Linked DNA regions of Homo sapiens: region 1 is linked to region 2. The links are chromatin loops, found by intact Hi-C in ENCODE. Cell type or tissue: HepG2. All regions are shown on one strand. Each heading gives the region's core, and the rest is flanking DNA. Links, peaks and the distances in the headings are about the cores only. Region 1 overlaps NHEJ1 (non-homologous end joining factor 1). Region 2 overlaps NHEJ1 (non-homologous end joining factor 1).

Region 1 (8,333 bases), core at 15-8,014, 83 kb after region 2:
TATACCAGCTACTCTAATGAGCACTTGACATTGATCCTCATAGCATCATATGAGGAAGATGCTGTTAACCCATTAAGAAATTGGATCCTGAAGTGAGTAAGTGACTTATCAAAGGTCATACAGCTAATAAGTGACAGCCAGAATTTAAGCCCAGACAGCTGAGTTCTTAACAGCATTATTATATACACTAATGAAAACATTTATTTTCCAGAAAGGACATTAGGTTCTTCTTTCCAGTCTCCCACTGTAAACCTCCTTATCCCATGACCTTGCCTCTTTTCAATAGGATGTCTGCTCCCCAGGGGCTCTTCAAGGAAGGAGCTCTTGAGGACTCCAGGACTTACCCTCATGCTTTTTCCTGCTAGCAGAGTCTGAGATCTCCACCAAGGCTCATTCCCAGTCACTGCTGATAACTTTTCTTTACCCCCAGACCACAGGACCCTAGAGTGTGCTGTGTGGTAGTGACTGTCATCGAAGTGAATTGGGAACTATATAAAAACAGCCTATCAGCTGGCTTACTTTGCTCTTTTGTTACTTTTTTTTTTTTTTAATGGAGTCTTGCTCTTGTTGCCTAGGCTGGAGTACAATCGCACAATTTTGGCTCACTGCAAACTCCACCTCCTGTGTTCAAGTGATTCTCCTGCCTCAGCCTCCCGAGTAGCTGGGATTAGATGCCTGCCACCAAGCCCGGCTAATTTTTGTATTTTTTGTAGAGACAGGGTTTCACCATGTTGGCTAGGCTGGTCTCGAACTCCTGACCTCAGGTGATCTACCTGCCTCGGCCTCCCAAAGTGCTGGGATTACACGTTTGAGCCACTGTGCCTGGCCGATCTTTCGTTTCTTTTCAGCATAATTTAGATAGTCAGATTTCAGTATCTACAAGGCACATGGAAAATGGAAAGGCTTCCCCTGCAAGCTTGGAGAAAATACCGGTTCTTCACCCTGGGCATTCCCTGTACTGTAACAGCACAGACTCAAGACATTTTTCATCACAGCGGGGCCAGAGGCCTGTGAATCCCTCAAAATTGTAGGTAAAATCTTAAGAGCAAAATTTTGTTGATGTTCTCAAAAAGAATGTGTGACTTTCTAAAAAGGTTAAGTAAGAATATAGCTAGTAACCTTCCATCCACTGCCCCCATCATCCCCAAAGGTTGCTGTCTCCATTGGGGTATTGCTTAAATACGTTGTTAGAGAAACATTGCTACCAGAGGCCCTGCCACAGGCATTCTTGCCCCGAAGCCCTTACCCCGCAAAGCTAGGGGTAGTGGTTGAGAATCATTCATCCTAAGGCAACTCCAGGGAAATCCCTGCTTTGACAAATTGGCCTAGCCAGGCTGTATTCCAGCCCTGCCCCCTGGCTTGGGCCCCTCCCTGAGGCCCCCAGCCTGGCCCAACCCCCACTCTACATGCACATAAAAGGGTCGAATTCTCGTGGCTGCTCCATAAATTTTATTCCGTAAATATTAGTTTTCCCTGTGTTTAATAAAGCAGTGGCCCACCTCCCCGCCTACCCGCCCGCTCCCCGGGGCTGGGGCTGGGGCCAGGGCTGGCTGGTGGGAGAAGGGACTCTTTCAATTGCTTTGGAGTATTTTTAGAAAAAAAAATAATATAAGGTGGTTTACACGAGCAAGCCAGCAAACCAGGAGCAGGACTTGGGACCTCGAGGAAGTTCCTGCAGGAACTTGACCTAAAAAGTAGAGAAATAGCGCCACCTAGATTGCAAGGCCTACTTGGCCTTGCCGGCTGGTCCCCCATAGTTAGCTAGGACAGGCATGCTCCCTGCTTGGAGAGAAAGCCTCATCCCTTTCCACTCTAGCTGGGTAGCACCTCCTTTTCTCATGCCTCAGTGGGGGCTTCCCCAGCAACCCTTAAAAGCAGAGCTCAGGCTGGGTCCTAAAAGATATCACTAGGGTCATTCTCTTCTCTTGTCACCAGGCAGCCAGTCTCCCAGATCAAGGAGGATTTCCAAGGGATAGTAAAGTTATTGAGAAGGCAGGAAGAAAGCTTCTAGTCTCCATCTTTCCCTGATTCCTGAGAAGCGAATTCCTATGGTGTAAGGTGGCGAAGAGTGAGATCTGTGCTTCTATGCTCTGAACTGGAAAGAGTCTAGCCTGTTGAGACCAAAATCCTTCCACAGGCCTGGTGTAGCGCACCCACAGTGAGCACTGGGGGAAGGAGAGATGCTCACATCTCTTGATACTCAGCCCTACTGCTGCTCGTTTTTATCCAGCGGTACATTTGGACTCCCTTTTCTTTCCTTCCTTTTCACTTAGACCTCCCATTTTCCCAAGCCCTTACCTCCTCCTTAGCCCACGTTTGTTGGGAGATAAGCAGGGGCCCCTTGTGTACTCTGTACAAAGCTGGCGGGAGGAGTGGGGAATGGAAAAGGCTGTGCTGCTCCTCCTGGTTTCGTTCCTTACATTGTCACTAGGAGCATTTTCCTCTCTCTGTTTATTCTGTCTCTCATTTTCTCCTACTTACAAAACTACACAGATTCGCTCCAGAGAGTATAGAGTAAGCCTAAATTCTCTTAATAGCCCTTCCTCATGATATGGTAAGCTCACTTTGTCTGTTCTGCTTATGCTGTTAATGTAGACTGTGTTAATAGACACACTTCCTGTGCACTTTTCTGTTTTCATCCTTTCATTAGGTTATACTCTTTGAGAACAGGGTCAGTTTTAACCCTAACTCAGAAAATATCACTTCAGGGATATTATACCATTAACAAATATAATTTTATGTCAACTAGGTTTTGATACAATCAGGATATGTTTTTCTAAGCTCTACTGTGAAGTAGTTTCTGTCTTCTAATTTTTCTTGAAGAAAAAACTGTTAGAAAGGAATAAGTGACATACTGCAAGGAAGCCACCAAACTCAGAGCTCAAGAACCTTGGTTCCTCGTCTCTGTTACTAATATCCATAAATGTATGGGCTAGCAAAATTGTAATGGATTACACTAGGCCCTTAGATACAGAGGGGAATGCAGGAAGAGAAGGAAGCCCATACTTTATAGGAGGGGGGTTCCCAGCTGCATTGATGCCCTGGAAGCTGCTACAGGGTGCTCTTGTCCAGGGCAGCTCATTGCTCTATGTTTTTTCCTTGTGTTCTTGGCCAAGGCCTCAGAAGATCTCACCATGAGCGGAACATCCAGTGCATGGAGGGTATGAGGTAGCTTGTCTTATGTGAGGAAGAGGGACCATAGGGAATCCTTCTCTATTTGAACATCTAGAAGTCCATCTTTCTTGATCTTTCATCCCATCTTCTGAGACTTTTTTTGTGGTGGCCTTTTATGTATCCTCTCAGCTCTGGGCTCTCAGTTCTCTATCCTAGCACATAGGAAGTCATTAGGTAGCACCCAAGTATTCTAGCAAAGGCTTCATCACTCTTCTGAGCTATTAAGTCCCACCCCACTCAGTTTCTCTATTTGGAGCCCAACAGATTTTGCTATCCTTCCACCCACTCAGCACCCAACTCTTATGGGTTCTCAAGAATCTGGGCCAGCCTACCAGGGGAACCCGGAAGAAGCACTGGAAGAGCTCCAGGGTGTGGGGAGCACACAGCCATTGACTCACCTGGGAAGATTGTGCTAGGATTACTTGTCCTGCTGGGCCAAGGGCCAGTAGTTAAAGGAGCATGCAGTGCCACACTCTTCCTCTCTGCCCTTACTCTGGGGCCCAAAACAGTAGCAGAGTTAGAATTGGGGAGTAGGGTTCAGGGGCTGCTGGGAGTCCCTTCTGAAATGTGTTGTATTTACTTTTTCATATTGGCAGCTGGAAGGGGAAGCCCATCCCAGCTCGGCATTGTTGTCTAACATGGTTAATCAGATCCTATAATCCTGCTGTGGAAATATTGGGCCTCACTCAAAACAATAGAGACCGAGAATATTGTGGTTAAATTTCAACCAACGGCCTCCCTGGCCTGTTTGCCTAACCCCTACCCCCCTCTCCCGGGCCAGAGTCCTCCTAGCTTTATGGACCCCTGATAGGATTGACGGCCAGTCAGAAATGGGTGACAGGAGAGGGGAGAATGGAGTAGGGGAAGGGTGATCCTTTTGACTGGCACTTCATCCTGGCTTTTCCCTCCTACCTCAGGCCTTGAAGGCTGAGCAGGGGATGGTGAAAGGGGTTGGAGCTGGTAGGGAAGCCCCACAGGGTGTGGGTCTCCACTCAGGGATCAAGAGCAGTGCTGTTGGGAATCATGCATGGTAAAGACAGCCCTTACTCAAGACAGAAAAAGCCTGATGCCACATGAGAAGGGAAGACTGCCAGTTTCATTTAGCATTGTTGCCTAGCGGGGATTTCAGGGCGTCCTGTCACGTGAGAGGAATGGGGAGGCACTAGTTGTGGAAGGCAGAGCTGGTAATAATTTAGATTTTGTTTCATAGATAACAGCAATACTAATAACGGTGTGATGACATTTGAAGGTGATACTGATGGCCCTACTTGAGTGGTTTTCTGATAGTGGTAATGTCTGTTGTGTTGCCCTCTTTCATAGGTGTGAATTAAATCTGGCAGGAAAATTTACATAGTTAGAATAGCAAGACAAAGGGAATAGATCATTTCAGAAGGATAAGCTGTACAATGGTATTTTGAATTAAAAAAAAAAAAGAAAGAAAAGATTGAGTGTCTGGATTGTGCTAAAGGGGAAATTTAAGACTGGGCTCCATGGCTTACGCCTGTAATCCCAGCACTTTGGGAGGCTGAGGCGGGAGGATTGCTTGAGGCTAGGAGTTTGAGACCAGCCTAGGCAACATGGCGAAACCCTGTCTTTGCAAAACATTTTTAAAATTAGCGTGGTGGGCCAGGCGCAGTGGCTCACGCCTGTAATCCCAGCACTTTGGGAGGCTGAGGCAGGTGGATCACCTGAGGTCAGGAATTTGAGACCAGCCTGGCCAACATGGTGAAACCCCATCTCTACTAAAAATACAAAAATTAGCTGGATGTGGTGGCGCACACCTGTAATCCCAGCTAGTCTACTCAGGAGGCTGAGGCAGGAGAATCGCTGGAACCCGGGAGGCAGAGGCTGCAGTGAGCTGAGATCGTGCCACTGCACTCCACCCTGGGCGACAGAGCAAGACTCCATCTCAAAAATAAAAATAAAAAAAAAATTAGTGTGGTGATGTGCGCCTGTAGTCCCAGGTACTCCGGAGGCTGTGGCAGATTGTGGGCTTATTGAACACAGGCAGTTTGTGGCCATTCAGCAAGGAGCATAATGCCCCTGTTGGTGGTGATAGTGAATAAGCACTCAGTGCAGTCAATAAGTATATAATTTGAGTTAATGCATGTTTAATGATTCCTGTTTCTTGTTGAATGTGGATTTCTCTATCTCATTCCCAATACATTTCCTACAAGCCAGTGCCATTCCCTTGAATTGCTTTATAGCAATCTGGAATGTTTTCCCATTGGATTTTCTCACTTGCAGCTCAAGTCTGTGAACACCATGAGGTTTAATCAACATGAGGTTTAAGCCAACTTTATAGGCTTCCTATATCTCCCTTCCTGGTCAGCAATATAGCCCATTCTCTGGAGCTTCCCGTGGGGATTTTTCTTCCCAGTGAATTCTTCCTATTAGTTATCTAAGTGGTTTAACTGTTGAAATGTTTTCCGTCATCTTTAGATCCTTTTGAAACCACTTTCTCTACCTGCTTCAGTTCCATTTGATGACCGCCATCATCTTTGAGATTCCCATCCAGAACCATGCATACCTCTTAGGTTCTCACAGCCAGGAGCTATTTCCTAAGTTGTCTTTCTGGTGGAAAGCTCAGCTCCTACTAAGCAGTCCTTGCTTCAAAATGGCTTTGATGAATGACCCAAAGGAGCCAGGCCAGTCCCTGAGTCATCACAGAGCACCCTAGGTGAGAAACCCTGAAGTGTTCTCTGCTGTTGCTCCACCCCTACCCTATATGAACAGATTAAATCGTTTCGTTTGGCACAGTTCTGCTATTTTCATTTGTCAATCCCTAAAAATGCACACACACTTTGACTGTTCACTAGTCCATAGTGCAGGAACTGGGGCCTCACTGTACTTCACCTCGTTGACTGGTGACACCTCCAAAAACAGTGTGGCTGTGACTTGTGCCTGGTGCATCCCGGGTGCATGACAGCCAAGTACAAACTCGAAGTCAGTCGCCTCACAAGCTGGGTGTCCTAGTGAGGAGTCTTCTCTGCCTTTTGCTGAAAATATCACTGTGTTAAATTTCCCCTTTATTTTTAAATTTTCCATTTATTTACTTTCAAGGTATCTCACTCATTTGCCCAGGCTGTAGTGCAGTGGCACAATCATGGCTTACTGCAGCCTCAACTTCCTGGGCTCAAGGAAAGCCATTAGGCCCAGCCCAAAGTTGATATTTAAAAGATAGATTCTTTCCCCCAAATTGTTTCTTTTTTTATTTTCTCCCCCATGGGGTCTCACTAAGTTGCCCGGTCTGGTCTCACATTTCTGGTCTCAAACAATCTCCTTACCTCAACTTCCTGAGTAGCTGGGACAATAGGCAAGTGCCTCCACACCCAGCATTCCTCTCAAATTTTTCAAGTATGGGAGCTAGGTGAGGTGGCTCGCACCTGTAATTCCAGCACTTTGGGAGGCTGAGTCGGGTGGATCACGAGGTCAAGAGATCAAGACCATCCTGGCCAACATGGTGAAACCCCGTTTTTACTAAAATTACAAAAATTAGCTGGGTGTGGTGGCACACACCTGTAGTCCCAGCTACTCTGGAGGCTGAGGCAGGAGAATCACTTGAACCCAGGAGGTGGAGGTTGCAGTGAGCCGAGATAGTGCCACTGTACTTCAGCCTGGCGACAGAGCAAGACTCTGTCTCAGGAGAAAAAAAAAAAAAATTAAGTGTACAAAGGAGAAAGTGAGAACCATGACAGGGTCTCTCTCTCTCTCTTTTTTAAAGTTTAAAAGAATCCTATATGTATATACTGTTTTGTTACCTACTTTTACTTAATTATGTTGTGTCTATATTTGCATGTCAATACATAAATCTCTTTAAAGGGTAAATTATCTTCACTCTGAGCTTTACAAAAAGTTTGAAAAACACCCTCGTGATCAGAAAGTAGAAAGTTAAACTCACTCACTCCATCCTCCTCTCCGGTGACTCTCCCACCTAGCTTTATTTTCTTTAGTCGCAATGGTCTCCTTGCTGTTTCCCTGACATACCATGGTTCTGTCTGCCGAGAATGCTCTTCCCCTAGGTATCTGCTTGGTCAAAACCTTCACCTCTTTCAGCCCTTTGCTCAAATCGCACCTTCTCAATGAGACCAACATTAACCACTCTACGGAGGAATCTGCCTTCTGACCTTGCATCCCCCTCCTGCCACAAGCTGGCTGCACCCCAATCCTTTCACCCTGTGCTTGGAATGTGGTGTTTTGCCCATAGTCCTTTCTTATTCCCTTCTAACCCATTATTATTATTACAGATGATCCCCAATGTACGATGGTTCAACTTACAATTTTTTGACTCGATGATGGTGCAAAAGCCATCTGTATTCAGTAGAAGCCGTACTTTGAGTGCCCGTACAATCATTCTGTTTTTCACTTGCAGTATAGTATTCAGTAAATTACATTAGATATTCAACACTGGATTATAAAACAGGTTTTGTGTTAGATGATATTGGCCAACTGTAGGCTAATGTGAGCGTTCTGAGCATGTTTAAGGTAAGCTAGGATGTGACATTTGCTAGGTTAGGTGTATTAAATGCGTTTTCGACTTAGGATATTGTCAACTTACAGTGGGTTTAGCGGGACACAACCCCATTGTAAACTGAAGCGCAACTATATATTTTATTTTATTTTATTTTATTTTTTGAGATGAAGCCTCACTCTGTTGCCCAGGCTGGAGTGCGGTGGCATCATCTCGGCTTACTGAAACGTCCCTCCTGAGTTCAAGTGATTCTCCTGCCTCAGTCTCCCTAGTAGCTGGGATTACAGGCACGCACCACCATGCCCAGCTAATTTTTGTATTTTTAGTAGAGATGAGGTTTCACCATGTTTCTAGGCTGGTCTCAAACTCCTGACCTCAGGTGATCCACCCACTTCCGCCTCCCTGGGATTACAGGTGTGAACCACCGCGCCCAGCCTATTTATTTAGAGACAGAGTCTTGCTCTGTCACCCAGGCTGGAATGGAGTGGTGCGATCTTGGCTCACTGCAACCTCTGCCTCCCTGGTTCAAGCAATTCTGGTGCCTCAGCCATTTGAATAGCTGGGATTACAGGTGGATACCACCATGCCTGGCTAATTTTTGTATTTTTAGTAGAGACGGGGTTTCACCATGTTGGCCATGCTGGTCTCGAACTCCTGACCTCAGATGATCTGCCCGCCTCGGCCTCCC
Region 2 (8,327 bases), core at 328-8,327:
GTACACATAACATTTTCATATAATTCTAGAGGATTCACATGCATTGACTCTAGATTAAGAACCTGTTTTAGGGATTTTTAAAAAAATCCTGAGAGCTTCCTAAACTTTGTTTTTAGATAATGATCAAATACTTCGAATTTCCTGGCCCTGACACTATGACTTATGATGTTTTATAAGACAAGAACTATTCCTTCTCTTCTAGTTCTGGGAAAGGATAGGAGTGACATATTTATTAGGAATGTGATAAAGATGGAACAAGAAGGGTTTAGGTTTCCACGTTATGTTATAGTATTAGAAAGCAGAAATACTAACAGCAATATGCTGAGGTTTAAACACTATGGAAGAAAGATTTTCTGTCCTCTAGGAATGTAATATGGGAAAAAAAAAACCCTCAAGATTTTAAATATACTTTTAGTGGCCAGGAGGTAGTAAAGTCAGTGCTCAGCTGGTTGTATACTGGGAGAACGTAAATCCATGCCTTCTATTTTATCAGGGAGGATTTTCATGAGATTTTAGTTGATACAGACTGGTTTGGGTGGTGCCCTCCCTAGGCCAGCATGACCCTGAGGCTCTTTACTAAATGAGGACTTTTTTGCAGATGGAAGAACTGGAGCAAGGCCTGTTGATGCAGCCATGGGCGTGGCTACAGCTTGCAGAGAACTCCCTCTTGGCCAAGGTTTTTATCACCAAGCAGGGCTATGCCTTGTTGGTTTCAGATCTTCAACAGGTGTGGCATGAACAGGTGGACACTAGTGTGGTCAGCCAGCGAGCCAAGGTAAGTATGAGGAGAAGTACTGCTGTGTCGGGGATGTGAACATCAACCAGCTTGCTGGCCTGTAGTTTCCCAAGGAAGGTTGAATCGGGTTGAGACAATTCCAGTTAATGTCCTGTACTTCTACCTGTACTTCTGCCTGGAATCTTTGTGTGTGTGTGTGTGTGTGTGTGTGTGTGTGTGTGTGTGTGTGTGTGAGAGAGAGAGAGAGAGAGAAAGAAAGTTAGTTTCCCTACCCTATGCATGATAATGAATATATTATTTGATCTAGATAGGCCTTTTGTGATTTAATCTTGCCCAAGGCAGAATTGTGAAGTAGGCCAATTGGTCTTTGTGACTCTCTTCTTTTTGTTTTCTTCTTTCCCCTTGTGATGTTTTTATCTTCTCTCCCCTTCCTCTCATGTCCATTGCCTTCGTGTTAACCAGGGCTTTCCTTTGCTGTTACTTATGAGGGAATTAGTTTCCTTTTAGCACCCTTACTCTGTACCACTGCTCTCTCTTTAGGAGCTGAACAAGCGGCTCACTGCTCCTCCTGCAGCTTTCCTCTGTCATTTGGATAATCTCCTTCGCCCATTGTTGAAGGACGCTGCTCACCCTAGCGAAGCTACCTTCTCCTGTGATTGTGTGGCAGATGCACTGATTCTACGGGTGCGAAGTGAGCTCTCTGGCCTCCCCTTCTATTGGAATTTCCACTGCATGCTAGCTAGTCCTTCCCTGGTAAGTGTAATTCGAATGTGGGGTTGGGGGAGGGATGCCAGTTGCTTTGAGAGGAAGCTTTAGGTGCTTTTATTTTTTTTGCAAACCTTGTTTGAAATTCTTCTCCAATCAGAAAACTTTCCTTGACTAAACAGAAGGCAAAAAGGATTCTTGACTGTTAAATCCTTTCCTTGCAAAAGGAGCAGAGTACTGAGTGTCTTTATTCATTAATTAATTTATTCAGCATTTTAAAAGCATCTACAATGGGCTAATTGTTGGTTATCCAGACCTAAAACAATATAGCCTCTTCCTGGAGTTCATAATCTAGTGAGAAGACAGACAAACAGGAAATTATGATAAAGTATGATAGGTTCTTTGAGGTAGACCCTGGATGGTTGAGGATTGGAGAAAACCTCTTTGAAGAGACTGTTACTGAGCTAAGTTTTGAAGATGAGTAGGAGAAAATAAATAGAAAAATCATTGTAGGCAAGAGATGTAGAGATGTGTAAGTGAGGAGCAAGTTCGGGAACTTCATGACTGCTGTGTAGATAGGAAGGCATGAGAAATGAGGGAGGCAGTGGATCTTGAAGGATTCTAATGAGTTTGGATTTTATCTCAAAGGCAACAGGATTCACTGAAAAACTTTAAACAGGAATTTAACATGATCCAATTCGTGGTTTATCAAGATTATTCTGGCAACAGAATAGAATATGTACCAGTGTTAGATACCTTTCTAAACATTATCTCATCATTTAATCCTCACAACTCTCCTTCAGGATAAGTACTGTTATCCTTGTTTTTCAGAGTAGAATACTGAGATTGAAAATAACTTGTCCAAAGCCATCAGCTTATGAATAAATGAGTTGGAATTTGAATCCCAGATTAGTCTGGTCCAAAGCCTCATTTTCAGAGACTAGGGGGATAATATCCTCTACTCACTCATAGCTTTATATTTCCCAGGAGATTTTATTAGAAATTAAGAGTGGACGTTAAAGACTAGTTTTCTGGAATAACAGACACAGTTTTAGTCAGTAGCACTTAGGGGACAGGGTCTTCTTTGGGAAGCCTAAAAGTATAGATTGTTAGCAGAGGGATCTGAAGACAAGAGGACATCATTTTTTTCTCTCTTCTTTAGTTTCCCACAGGGGATGTGATGCTTTGGCATCAATAGATGACTGGATAGAAAGACTTCTTGAGAAATTGTTTGCTGATGTTTATTTTATTTTATTTTATTTATTTTTTTTGAGACGGAGTTTCACTCTGTCGCCCAGGTTTGAGTGCAGTGGTGTGATCTCAGCTCACTGCAAGCTCCGCCTCCCGGGTTCATGCCACTCTCCTGCCTCAGCCTCCTGAGTAGCTGAGACTACAGGTGCCTGCCACCATGCCCGGCTAATTTTTTCTATTTTTTAGTAGAGACAGGTTTCACTGTGTTAGCCAGGATGGTCTCGATCTCCTGACCTCGTGATCCACCCACCTCGGCCTCCCAAAGTGCTGGGATTACAGGTGTGAGCCACCGCACCCGGCCTGATGCTTATTTTTATTTTAATTTTATTTTTTTTTGTTTTTTTTTGAGACGGAGTCTCGCTCTCGCCCAGGCTGGAGTGCAGTGGCGTGATCTCAGCTCACTACAAGCTCCGCCTCCTGGGTTCATGCCATTCTCCTGCCTCAGCGCCCCCCGTAGCTGGGACTACAGGCGCACACCACCACGCCCGGCTAATTTTTGTTGTATTTTTTAGTAGAGACAGGGTTTCATCGTGTTAGCCAGGATGGTCTCGATTTCCTGACCTCGTGATCCGCTCACCTCGGCCTCCCAAAGTGCTGGGATTAGAGGCGTGAGCCACTGCGCCCGGCCCTGATGTTTATTTTTGATCTGGAGCCCAGTAAAACTAGAACTGAGTGCTGAGAGAATTACTTATTCATTTATTAACTTCTAAGGTCTATCAACAGTACTTAGCATATACTCACATTTGTTTATTTTAAATTAATTTCTTGTGAACTTTTCCATCTTGCAAATAAAAATACATAAATAAAATTTAATAAATTTAAAAAATAAAATTAAAAAAATAAATAAAATTAAAAAAAATTTTTTGTAGAGATGGGGGGTCTCTCTGTGTTGACCAGGGTGGTCTCGAATTCCTCACCTCAAGCAATCCTCCTGCCTTGGCCTCCCAAGGTGTTGGGATTACAAGCAGGAGCCTGGCCCCATCCCATACTTTATTTCGTTTAAAACATTTCAACTTTCTAAGTAACACCAGGGGGCAGTGTTTCCTCAATAATGTTTGTTCTGGGACCAAACCATTTGGGCGGCCTTTGGGAATCCCTAGCAATAGCTAATCTCATTTTGCATTACATGGACCTAGAAATGCGGAATATGTAGTGTGATTGTGGAGACAGTTCTCCTTGGAGGCTGATGGGCTCTAATAGTTTCTTCTTTCAAAAGAATACAGTAAGGAACACTAATATAATGATATTACAATTATATAGTATATCTATATTATAGATTAATATATAAATATATGTAATATAATAATATATAATATATTAACATATATTATATGTTATATTAATCTATATTAATATAATATGTAATGGTATAATATAATGTATTATATATTATATAATATATATAATACAATATAATATAAAAGTATGTAAAGAAAAACTAGCTATTCTAGGCAAATTTCTCTAATTGGGGAACTACATTAAAGGAAAGAGACAACAGTGTTTAGGAAGGGATGAGTCTTGGTTTGCCATAGGAAGAAATTAGATTTGAGCAATTCATGAACAATTGTGCTTTAAGTTAAAATAAAATACTCATCATTAAAAGAAGAATGCCCTCCTAGGGAAACGCCTGAACCTGAGAGAGCTTTATATGGAAAAAGTTAGAGCCAGTGGACACGGGTAAGGATGTAGGTGGATACTATTTCAGGCTTGTGTGTATGTCTGTAAGGTCACACAGTCATAATTTTTGTTTGTAACTCATTCTTGTGATCGTTTTCATTTAATTTTTTTGAATGAGTAATTCTTGAAAAAGGCAAACATTTCAAACAGCATTTAAGTGTATACAGTGAAAAAATAGATCTTTCTACCCCGTTCCCTAGTCCCTCCTTTTCCTTTTGCAAAGCAACTACCAATATCAGCTTCTTGTGAATTCTTAAAGCTATATATGTATATACTGTATATATATCTTCATACGACCAAATATATATCTATGTATATGTGTATTTTTTGACAAATAGTATCATGCTGTACGCACTGTTTAGTACCTTCCTTTTTTCACTTAATTGTAGAACTTACCCACTGCTTCACTTGATGAGCCTTAAAAAAAAGAACTTAGAGATTATTCATATCAACACATTCAGAGGACCTGCCTTTGTGTTTTTTAATTGCAACATAGCATTGTATTTAATGAATGTATCATATATTTAATTGATCTGCTGTCAGTAGACACCTAAGTCTTTTGTTGTTGTATACAGTTACTATCCTTGTATTTACTTTTCCTGCATGTAAATGTGTGAGTAAATTCCCATAAGTGGAATGGCTGGGTCAAGGAATATTTGTATCTTTTAATCTTGCCACATAACATAATGCCAAATTGTCTTTCAGAGACATTATGCAGCTTAACTCCTTCCAGCTGTACAGGAAAGAGGAGAATACCTGTTCCTCATACTTCTCCAGCATAACATACTCACATTAACAAGCTAATGGTTTCTAAGTCTGCAAGGGTATTATGGAATATATTGGGTTTTGGGTCTCTGTTTGCTTGCTTGCTCTCTCTCTCTCTCTCCACCCCCCCCCCCTTTTCTTTCTTTTTCTTTTGAGATGAAGTCTCATCATAGTGCCCAGGTTGGTCTTGAATTCCTCAGCTCAAGTGATCCTCTCACTTTGGCTTCCCAAAGAGTTGGAATTATAGGCGTAAGCCTCCGTGCTTGGCCCCAGGTCTCTGGGTTCTAACACTGAGTCCATCTTCATTTAGGACAGACTTCATCTCTTACTCTTTCCTGTTGTCTGTTCTTTCTAATATCTAATATAATTCTTGATATTCCACATTTTAGCTTTCAGATTTGTGATATCTTTGGACATTTTATGATTCCTAGGAGCTATATCCAAAGGTTTCTTAGTGTAAGAAAGAGATAGGTTTTGGAACCAGCAGACTCGAATTTGTAACTCAACTCCACCTCTTTGAGACTACTTGTATTAATTTGGATAAGTACTGAATTTTTATGATTCAGTTTCTTCATCTGTAAAATAAATCAACCACAACCTTACTGTCTAGTCGTAAGGATTAAATAAAAGAACATATGTAATATTACTTATGTTTAGCATTATAGTGGACCTGTGAGGGCAAATATTTCAACTCCATAACTTTTCGTTTTAAAAGAGATGCTGGGGCCAGGCACAGTGGCTCACACCTGTAATCCTAACACTTTGGGAGGCCGAGGCGGGCGGATCACCTGAGGTCAGGAGTTCGAGACCAGCCTGGCCAACATAGCGAAACCCTATCTCTACTAAAAATACAAAAATTAGCCGGGCATGGTGGTGCATGCCTGTAATCTCAGCTGCTCAGGAGGCTGAGGTAAGAGAATTGCTTGAACCCGGGAGGTGGAGGTTGCAGTGAGCTGAGATTGCGCCATTGCACTCCAGCCTGGCTACAGCGAGACTCTCTCAAAATAAATAAATAAATAAATAAATAAATAAATAAAAATAAATAAATAAATGAAAGAGATCCCGGGGATGATGGCTCATGCCTGTAGTCCCACCAGTTTGGGAGGTCAAGACAGGAGGATTGCTTGAGACCAGGAGTTTGGGACCAGCCTGGGCAACACAGTGAAACCCATAGCTACAAAAAAATAAAAAAATAAAAAAAATAGGTGGGTGTGGTGGCATGTGCCTGTAGTCCTAGCTACTTGGAAGGCTGAAGTGGGAGAATCACTTGAGCCCAGGAGTTCAAGGCTGCAGTAAGCTGTGATTGTGCTACTGTGCTCCAGCCTTCACTGGATCTCCTGATATGATTCATCTTGATCTTTTTTGTTTATTTGTTTGTTTGTTTATGAGATGGGGGTCTTACTATGTTGCCCAGGCTGATCTTGAACTCCTGGGCCTAAGTGATTCTCCCGCTTTAGCCTCCAGCTTGATTCATCTTGAGATTGAGACCTATCATTCTGCTCCCCTGCTCATGACTTATGAACATTTCTGTGGAAAATCTGAAGACTTTGGAGAAAATTATAAATAGCTTTTCCTCGGAAAAAGATTAGCAACTCCTGTTTGTATATCTATTACACTTCCTAACCTCCTTAACTGTTGTAAGCTCTTTGATGGCAGAGGCCTCATAGGGTCAGAGTACATATTAGGAACCCAGTAGATATCTGTTGAATTGACTGATGAACTGTATATCTTCATATATTGCTGTCTATAAATTACGGGGAGTGTCCCTGACATCCTAAAGCCCTTCAAGATTTTTCCTTATAGTGTCTGTGGATTTGCTTTGAACTATTTACACATTATTATTATTATTATTGTTATTTGAGATGGAGTCTCTCTCTGTCACCCAGGCTGGAGTGCAGTGGCATGATCTCGGCTCACTGCAGCCTCTGCTTCTCAGGTTCAAGTGATTCTTGTGCCTCAGTCTCCTGAGTAGCTGGGACTACAGGTGCGTGCCACCATGTCCGGCTAATTTTTTGTGTTTTTAGTAGAGACAGGGTTTCACCATGTTGGCCAGGCTGATCTTGCATTCCTGGCTTCGGGTCATCTGCCCACCTCAGCTTCCCAAAGTGCTGGGACTTTTTTACACATTTTATCTAGTCTCTCATATGCCCATTAACACATATTTTCAAAATTTCTACTGAGCATTAATTTAAGGCTATCTGGTCTAAGAGAAATCATTTTGGTGTTCATCTAACTTTGAAATGAATTATACCTCAATAATTCAAAATGCTGTAACCCAATCCTATGAAATTATTTTAGCAGTTACAATATTTACTGATAAAAAAACTTTCTTTAAACCAAATAGACATTGGGGTCTGATAGATAATTTCAGTTGCCTGATGTGGCATTATCATATTTAATTAGACATGACATTAATTAAAAGCTGTTCCTTGTCATGTTTCATGTTTTTATACAATATTTACTGTCACTCGAGGAAATTGCTATTGAGGTAGCCATCCAGAGGGAAGCTGGTTATTAATTTAGGAGTTTCTGTTGTTTCAGTGCTGCCGCCAATTGGATGGTGTTGCTGCTTGGGTAGTAATGACAATTATTTCAATTCAACTCATCAAATATTCACTGTCATTTATACAAGTATTTGCCTGTTTTCCTCCTGATCTACCTTAAACAGTACCAAACTTTTTTTTTTTTTTTTTTTTTTTGAGATAAGGTCTCACTCTGTCACCTAGTCTGGAGTGTAGTGGTGCAATCTCAGCCCACTGCAACGTCCACCTCCTGGGCTCAAGCAGTTCTCCCACCTCAGCCTCCCAAGTAGCTGAAAATATAGGCATGCTTTAGCACACCTGGCTAATTTTTTTTTTTCTGTTTTTTTTTGAGATGGAGTCTCACCCTGTTACCCAGGCTGGAGTGCAATGGCGCAGTCTCGGCTCACTGCACCCTCCGCCTCCTGGGTTCAGGCGATTCTTCTGTCTCAGCCTCCCGAGTAGCTGGAATTACAGGCACCCGCCACCATGCCCAGCTAATTTTTGTATTTTTAGTAGAGACGGGGTTTCACCGTGTTGGCCAGGCTGATCTTGAACTCCTGACCTCAGGTGATCCACTTGCCTCGGCCTCCCACAGTGCTGGGATTACAGGTGTGAGCCACTGCGTCCGGCCAATTTTTTGTATTTTTAGTAGAGATGAGGTTTCACCATGT

What was found. Peaks named below come from ENCODE experiments on the same cell type or tissue, not always from the same donor. Only the 100,000 strongest peaks of a DNase experiment are listed, where the experiment ranks them.
Region 1: it touches region 2 in a loop (8-fold over the local background); 13 of 110 quality-filtered maps call a loop at or near these places.

The regions. Positions count from the first base shown.
Region 1 is chr2:219,066,957-219,075,289 of GRCh38, reverse strand. It overlaps NHEJ1 (non-homologous end joining factor 1), which reads left to right. Exons shown (of 8, transcript NM_024782.3): 8 at 1-5,933. It overlaps LOC124906120 (a long non-coding RNA gene), which reads right to left. Exons shown (of 3, transcript XR_007088092.1): 2 at 7,453-7,581; 3 at 5,268-6,173. Among named protein-coding and RNA genes, the nearest start is that of IHH, 10 kb to the right of the region's middle. In HepG2, for the core only: a CTCF peak has its summit at 1,704; DNase peaks (open chromatin) are centred at 1,709 and 3,899; H3K4me3 peaks cover 412 bases.
Region 2 is chr2:219,150,634-219,158,960 of GRCh38, reverse strand. NHEJ1 (non-homologous end joining factor 1) reads left to right here. Exons shown (of 8, transcript NM_024782.3): 2 at 599-775; 3 at 1,277-1,489. The coding sequence starts at 599. Among named protein-coding and RNA genes, the nearest start is that of NHEJ1, 6.0 kb to the left of the region's middle. In HepG2, for the core only: a CTCF peak has its summit at 3,736 (motif pointing right); a DNase peak (open chromatin) is centred at 3,730.